Regions from separate parts of the Mus musculus genome. Here regions 1 and 3 are each linked to region 2. The links are chromatin loops, found by intact Hi-C in ENCODE. Cell type or tissue: left cerebral cortex. All regions are shown on one strand.

Region 1 (2,500 bases), 300 kb after region 2:
GATGTCTGGCTGTGCTCTCAGTTTGGGCAGGGGGTGCCATTTATCAGAACCAAATCACCCACGTCTGTCTCTATTTCACTGTTTTATAAGCCTCCTCTCTATACATCCCACACAAACCTGTACAATCCTTTCCCTGGTCCTTCTGTTTTGAGATTCTGGGTTAGCTGCTAATATCTTTTAAATATATTTTGAAGTTCAGTCCTCGAAAATGAATCCAATCAAACAAGCCCACACGGAGAGGCTAGCAGCACACAGATCCAATTCCTGCCATGGGGATATTCTATGCCCTATACCTTGTCAGTTCAGCCAAATTCAGACACCACTTTCTCAGAAATGGCTATCAAAAGTCTAACTATTTTAAAAATACAGCATAAGAGACAGTCGCAGCTCTACTGTCCTGAAGCTCTGATCCTGTGTTAGGTGTCACCTTCATTAGGTGACAACATCCTAATCTATGCATCGGGGACACTGGAAGAACTGTGCACCCTAGGTGCCTCTCTGTTTTCAAAAAATAAAACAGTAGAGGCTGGAGAGGTAGCTCAGCAGTTAAGAGTGTACACTGCTCTAACAGAATTCACACTGATTTCTCAGCACGCATGTCAGAAGGCTCACAGCCCGCAACTTCAGCTCCAGAGGATCAAACACCTCTGGCCTCCGAGGGCACCTGGACTCAAGGTCATATACCCACATGCAGACACATAATAAAATCAAAGTCAACCTTTTTTTTTTTTTTTTTTTTTTAGTACTATGGTTGATCTGAGAATTGGCAGTTTTTCTAGGATACTGCCTCTGCCATTAGGGCCACTTTGCTATATCAGAGCTTATGCCCTGTGAAAGCTGTTCTTGCCCATTCCCCTTGCTGGAGGCACAGATACGAAGGGCCTCTCATGCTATATTTAGATAATTTATTTCAAGAATTTCTTCTTTTGTTGTGACAGGTATGCTTTTTATGTCAGTCTGTGTGTGCGCATGTGTGTATGTGTGGAATTCTATAGGAATATGCAAATAATCCTATTTGCTCTGTCAGTGTCCCTTCCAAGCTGTATTAGGGACTCCATTCTTTCTGTGTTCCAAAATGTCTTTGGGTGACATTTCAGCTCCTGTGTTTTGATTACCTGACTCTTGGAAATTAAAAAGGCAACCTTTGGTTATTATTGATCATAAAAGCCTTGCTTCTATCATGTATTTTCTTTTCAGTGATGGGAATCCAACACAGGGATTTGCACGTGCTAGTGAATACTCTAACACTAGGCTAGTGCCCATCTTGAAGGTCTATTCCTGGGTGATCACCAAGAGTCTAGCATTACTGTGCTTCCCATCGGCCAACTTAGCTGTCCCTGGCTTAGAAGTCCTGAAATGTAATAAATGTTTGTCTTTCTCTGTGCCTCTCTCCCACTTGTGCTTCTTTCCAGACTCCAAGTAACAGTTTTTAGAATGGGATCAAGTGGAATGCCCACAAAGATGCATATTTTACCTGCCATGGTTCAGGGTAAATGGTTCCAGGTTTGGCTGATATTTTCAATACTTGTCTTGTTCAGAGTAGGAGCCTGTGTTGTGGCCAACGACACCTTTATATAAACTTGCTTAAGGATGCTGATGCTGCTCTCATGTTAGTCATTCACAGCGCCTCAGACACCTCGGAGTCCAAGACTCTCTTCCAACCCTCTAGATGACTTTCTAAGTGGCTCCTCTGCAAAGTTTCTTCTAGGATAATTCAAAGCTGACATTTTTTTTCCTGTTAGCCTCAGACCTGGTCCGTGGTGAGAACTTAGACCTTTCTATCAGAACTGTCTTTATCTAACCTTATTACAAAATTAAAAACTATGGCTCACTGGAAGGATGCAGGCTCTCACAGTATGTCTACCTTGGCAGATTTGTTAACAAGGTTGTAGGAACAAAAATGCACCCTTCCCACAGAAGGAAGCATCTCCTCCCTATAGGCCAGAGAGAGTACACAGTCCAGCTGTTCTTACCACTGCAGCAGCTAAGCCCCTGGACGCAGTATCCAGCACAGGCTGAGCTTCCCAGGGCAGTTTCCCCTGCTCTATTGTCTGAGATCAGAATGGCTAGCTGGCTGTAGTCTTATGCCAACCATACGCACATGCACAAGCACATGCATACACACACACACACACACACACACACACACACACGAGCTCAAGTCACACTCTCTCATTCCCCCCTGTACCTCTCTGTCTCCTGAAATGGATATCACCTTTTCCTCTTCCAGCAATATAAAATGTCAGTGCTCTCAATGCACAAAATGTTCATTCTTGGACACTACAATGTTAACTCCATTGTGTATTTTGGGCCATCTTTGAATGGAAATCAACTGTTCAGACATCTCACGTGAGATGTAGACATATTCACCACTTACTGGTTTGTTCCTAGCTGTTTGTGTCTTAGCCAACAGCAAGAGACTGAAAATTGTTCTATTTCATTGTCTTCACGCCTTCATATACATCATCTATATGGTACTTCTGAACAATGCAGCATTCTC
Region 2 (2,500 bases):
GGATATTTCAGATTCAAAGTATAAGAAGTGTCAAAACTGAAGCCCGAGTAGAAATGAAGAGTGATTATTCAATCAGTGACTACCCTTTTCCTGTTCAAGATTAATCCCTTAAAAAATTGTTTGTTTATTTATTTATCTGCAGTTCTGGGGATCAAACCTGTCACTTTATGTAAGGTAGACAAATCTGAGCTAGATCATCAGCCTTAAAAATAATATTTCAGATATGAATCCACACAAGACTTTATTAGTCAGGGCTAATACATATGGAATCCTACCTAGAGTGTCTGTAGTTTTGTAGAGTCCTGCTGATGTTTTAGCTAATATAGGTTGAAGTGAAACATCAGAAAAAGTATTGAGTAAGATAACTGCCAAGAAAATGCCCTGTACTAGTTCTGCTCACTAAACTCAATAGGATGATTTATGTGCACCTAGAAGGATGCCATCCAGAGCTAGACCAGAGTTTGAAATCCATTTGCCGGTCAGCAATGCAAGGAGATAATTCCTCTAGTCAGTCATGTTTTAGTATATTGTCCATGAAATCACTGAGCAGACAGGTTGCTGCATCGTAGAACCTTCACCCAAGTTCACATAGGCGAGGGGTGATTGCCTTTAGAGGCATCTGTGAGATGTATGGCAGCAATGGACAGCAGAGGTCTTGCAGTGCTGAAAATATGGCTCTCTTTCTGGATGCTGTTAAAAGCCTAGTAGATGCCAAAATCATGTAGTACGCAGGGTATTTTTTCTTTTGTTGCTCTAGTATTGATGTTAAGAGTTAGAGTTGAAGAGGGTCCAAGTACCTCCTCTCATTTAAAGAGAGCTACGTCAACCATGTAGGCTTGTCACTTGTCCAGACCTTAAGCAAAATGAGCCACCCTTCCTATGGAGCCATTGCCCCACATCAAGTTGATGAGAATACTAGTGTATGTTACTTTACTTAAGTTGTCATAATAGAATACTATATACACAGTGGCTCATACAACAGAAGTTTGCTTTACTATGTTCAATATGCTATCAGGTTAAGATTCTTCTGAGGAATTTTCTCTTGAATTATAAATGGATTCCTTTTCTTTCCATCTGCTCTGGGTATCTTCAAAAGAACACCCCCTTGCCACCGCCCTGTGCTTGTCTGTGTTCTGATTTATTCTTGTAAGAACACAGTCATATTGAATTAATGTTCTTCTCAAGGATACAATTTTAACTTAATTTCTTCTTTAAAGACCTTTTCTCTAGACACAGCCACATTTGAATTTTAGCATGTAAGTCTTGGGGTCCACAATGACTGGGAAAGAAAAGAGATGCAGAAGACTGTAGGTTGTATGCTAAGAGGTGTCACATTTAAACATTTACCATAGAAACAAGTGAAATAAAATTTCCTCAAAAGCCAAGAGGAATGGAGAAAGAGAGAAAAGGAAGGATAGAGAGAGGAAGAGAAGGAAGGAGGGAGTAAAGGATGGAGGGAGAGAGAGAGATAGATGGATAGATGGTGATGATGATAAAGATAGATGATTGATGGACAGACAAACAGACTGATAGTATTAGAATATTTATAAAGATTGGGATGATTTTTTTTAAAGTGTCCATATGTGTTGGTAACATCTTATTCCCCCGCCGAGAGCATAATGTATACAGTTGTATGTGGAAGACAAGTTTTGAAAGGCCTTGAAATATATTTCCTGAAGTTTTAGCAATTCCTGGGAGCATAGGAGATAGTGCCTTACTGTCTAAAAATTCTGAAGGCTGCGTGAGATCTTACTGAAATAACTCATAGCAGTATTATAGATGTGATATGCATGTACTAAATACCTCAGTGACAAAGACAGAGATCACTTCTAGTCTGATTTCATAGTGATTTTGAGCAGTTCAATGGAGAAAGATAGCTTAGTATAGCTATATGTAGTGGATTAGGGGTAGGCTAAGGGATAGGCCAATATATCATATTAGCCTATCTAGGCGACATTTTAACCAAGCTAGGGGATGCCCTTCTAAGTAAGGAAAGACAAATCTCCTTGGTGAAACTGTTCAAGAATTAGACATCAACTATCTGTAAGCTAGTGTTTTCTCCCAACACGATTCTTCCTTCCAGAGGACAACTGTAATTTGGATTGTTATACTGGGAGGAAGGTGCTACCGACCAAAGCCAGGGATGCTGTTCATTATGCTAGGATACACAGGGAACTTCCTGACATCCAGGCTGGGATGTCAACTGCCCTTCTCATGCAACCATTCTCCCATATCAAGTTGATAAGAAAAGCAGTGTATGATAGTTTACTAGAACTGTAGATAACAATGATCTTGTGGCATAAGAATCTTGGCACAGCATCTTGTTACATTAGTTGCATACATGAGTGAAATGTTCATAAAAGCAAATAGTTGGTAACTGTACATACTGGGGGAGTACATCAGCCTTTTCCTCAACTTGACCAGTATATACATTATGTATTTTTTCTGTGCCAGGGATGAGGGGACACTAAATGGTTAAGACAAGTCTTTAGCTTCAGGA
Region 3 (2,500 bases), 300 kb after region 2:
CATTTTTGCAAAGGGTTTCTTGAATTCCTTCGGTGTTATAAGATAATTCTTGTACATTTGGTAGAAGTAGATCCATTTGTTTGGATAATGGCAGAGACTCAAAACACAGGAGCTGTCCACACACATTGTTCTTTTTTTTTTCTTCAACATATTCATTATTTTATTTACTTATAATTTAAGACCTATGTTCTATACAGTTTTCTTTTTTTTCCTTATCCTGATCCCATTCTTTATTGACTATTTTCTTTATTTACATTTCAAATGTTATCCCCTTTTCAGGTGTACTATACAACTAGAACTGTCAAAAACTGGAGAAGTAAACATTGATGTATTGAGTATATTTTACCATAGTTTTGATGTGTAGTGATTTTTGTTAGGGGGAGTGTACATTTCTAGTGTATGAGACTATGACCTCACTCATATCCTCAGTACTGCTGGAACAAGATAAGGATATCTTTAGTCTCACTCACTGGAGGGTTGCGCAGGCCTGTGTGTCCATACAAACACAAATATGGCTTCAAACTGTTGAATAAAGCATCTCTTTCTTGATCTGAATAAAATGTCTGAAGAAGAGCAACGGGAATCTATTACTGATAGCAATCTTCCATGTGGGTAGCATTGAGTGAAATATATTTGAGGACAGGTTAGGTTGCTTAGTCATCGACTTACCAATTGAATTAGGCTTTTACTTTCTAGTTTTCTTGCCTTTTAAGGTATAATCAAAGCTTGATGTCAAATTTCACTTGAGTTTTCATTAATAATGTCCACTTAATGACTTTAAAGAAGGAAGCTAGCCTTTGGGCTCAGGCAGGAAGACAACGCACAGTTTTGGGCTTGGAGAGGGATGCTGAGATAGGCTGTAACTCACAACTTTGCCATTCAAATGACCCATAAAGCAGTCCCTGTTCAACAGGGTGCAATACTCTTCCTGGTGTGATCAGGGTATGTGGAGGGTGGGAAGGAAGAGTTGGGGGTCGTTAACCTCCAGCAATGGCCCGACATTGCTTTGTCCAAGTAGATATAAATAAGCTAAATTGAAAATATAACGAGATCAAGATTTTTTTTTTCTTCATGTGTCGGTGGGTGAAGTTGGCTGTCTAAGAAAGCAGCTATGCTAGAAACAGAGGAGTAGCAGTGCTTCCACTGAGAAAGCTTCCTGGCACAGTGACACTGAAAAGGGGGAGTGCTCCCAGGTACCTCAAAGAGCTGCAGTGATTGCCAGAATGCAGATGGCATTAAAAACACACCACATAAGCTATTATTGTCAATGCTGCTTCATTACATACAATGCAAAATAGTCCCCTACTAACTGTTTTTATTGATCGTCTCAACAACTTTGAGTGCTATCATTTCTGCTTTTCTCGGGAAAACAAAAGACCTGAAACCAGGAGAAATTAAACTTGGAGAGGTGCTGCTGCTTGTAATCAATCCCAGGTGAGAGGGCAAGGCAGAGAAAGGACAATTTCAAGCCCAGTTTGGGCTACATGACAAGACACTGTCACTGTCGCTATACTACACAACACAACAAAACAAAACTCAAGTTGTCAAAACACTCATCTTTCTCATAGAAACAGGAAATGTCAGAGCTGGTGATCTTTCACATATAAAGGTAGAAACAAATTAAGTATATAATTTCAGATCAGTAATGAAGTTAGAGTGCAATTTGACAAGTAAGTTCCAACTTATCTGTAATATAAGCTGTGGTGAATATATGTTTCCAGTTTAATTTTCTAGAAACGATAATATAACCATGTATGCATTTGTTTCTTTTAAATAGAATTCAACTATGTTGCAGGATATTTAATCATACCCTGAGATTGTGTTATTTACTGGAAAAAACTGTTTTTACTTGTGGTGTGACTCAGACATAGTGCATACCTTTAATCCAAGAGCTTTCTGATTGAATATTATAAACATGATTAAATAAAGTCAACCATAGGTTAAGAGGCAAAGGAAGCAACCAATTGACAATTGACAGGAAGTGAACGTAGGATTAATAAGGAAAAAAAAAACATAGAGAGTAAAAGGAAGTCAGGAGGATGGATAGAGAGATGCACAGGAAGTAGAAGGGAGGGACATTGACTTTGAAGGAAAATATTTGAGACAGCATGAGTAGTAAAAGAGGGTATTGCTGTGGGAGGAGGAAGGATGCTGGGTGTTTTCTCTGCCTCTCTGAATTAGCAGACTTTCCCCACAACTAACTCCAGAGTTTTCATTAGTAAAATCAAACAGTTAAGATTTTATTTTAAGAAAAACAAAAAACTACCATTCTACTCCCCCACTCATTCTTTTTTTCTTTTAAGATTCATTATTAGTATACATAAGTACACTGTACCTGTCTTTAGACTCACCAGAAGAGGGCATCAGATCTCATTACGGGTGTTTGTGAGCCACCATGTGGTGCTAGGATTTGAACTCAGGACCTTTGGAAGAACAGTCAGTGCTCTTAACCACTGAGCCATCCCTCCAGCCTGCCCTTACTCTTATTCTTAAATTATAA

The links. A loop is a pair of places that touch in the nucleus more often than their neighbours do. Peaks named below come from ENCODE experiments on the same cell type or tissue, not always from the same donor. Only the 100,000 strongest peaks of a DNase experiment are listed, where the experiment ranks them.
Region 1: a loop joins it to region 2, with 2.3 times the contacts of the local background. A loop is called at or near these places in 2 of 42 quality-filtered maps.
Region 3: a loop joins it to region 2, with 3 times the contacts of the local background. A loop is called at or near these places in 2 of 42 quality-filtered maps.

What each region holds. Positions count from the first base shown.
Region 1 is chr19:15,210,501-15,213,000 of GRCm38, reverse strand. No RefSeq gene overlaps it. Among named protein-coding and RNA genes, the nearest start is that of Gm46645, 130 kb to the left of the region's middle. In left cerebral cortex, no CTCF peak of the experiment used is centred here; a DNase peak (open chromatin) is centred at 1,538.
Region 2 is chr19:15,509,199-15,511,698 of GRCm38, reverse strand. No RefSeq gene overlaps it. Among named protein-coding and RNA genes, the nearest start is that of Gm31594, 89 kb to the left of the region's middle. In left cerebral cortex, no CTCF peak of the experiment used is centred here; DNase peaks (open chromatin) are centred at 820 and 1,108; H3K27ac peaks cover 553 bases.
Region 3 is chr19:15,206,676-15,209,175 of GRCm38, reverse strand. No RefSeq gene overlaps it. Among named protein-coding and RNA genes, the nearest start is that of Gm46645, 130 kb to the left of the region's middle. In left cerebral cortex, no CTCF peak of the experiment used is centred here; a DNase peak (open chromatin) is centred at 1,141.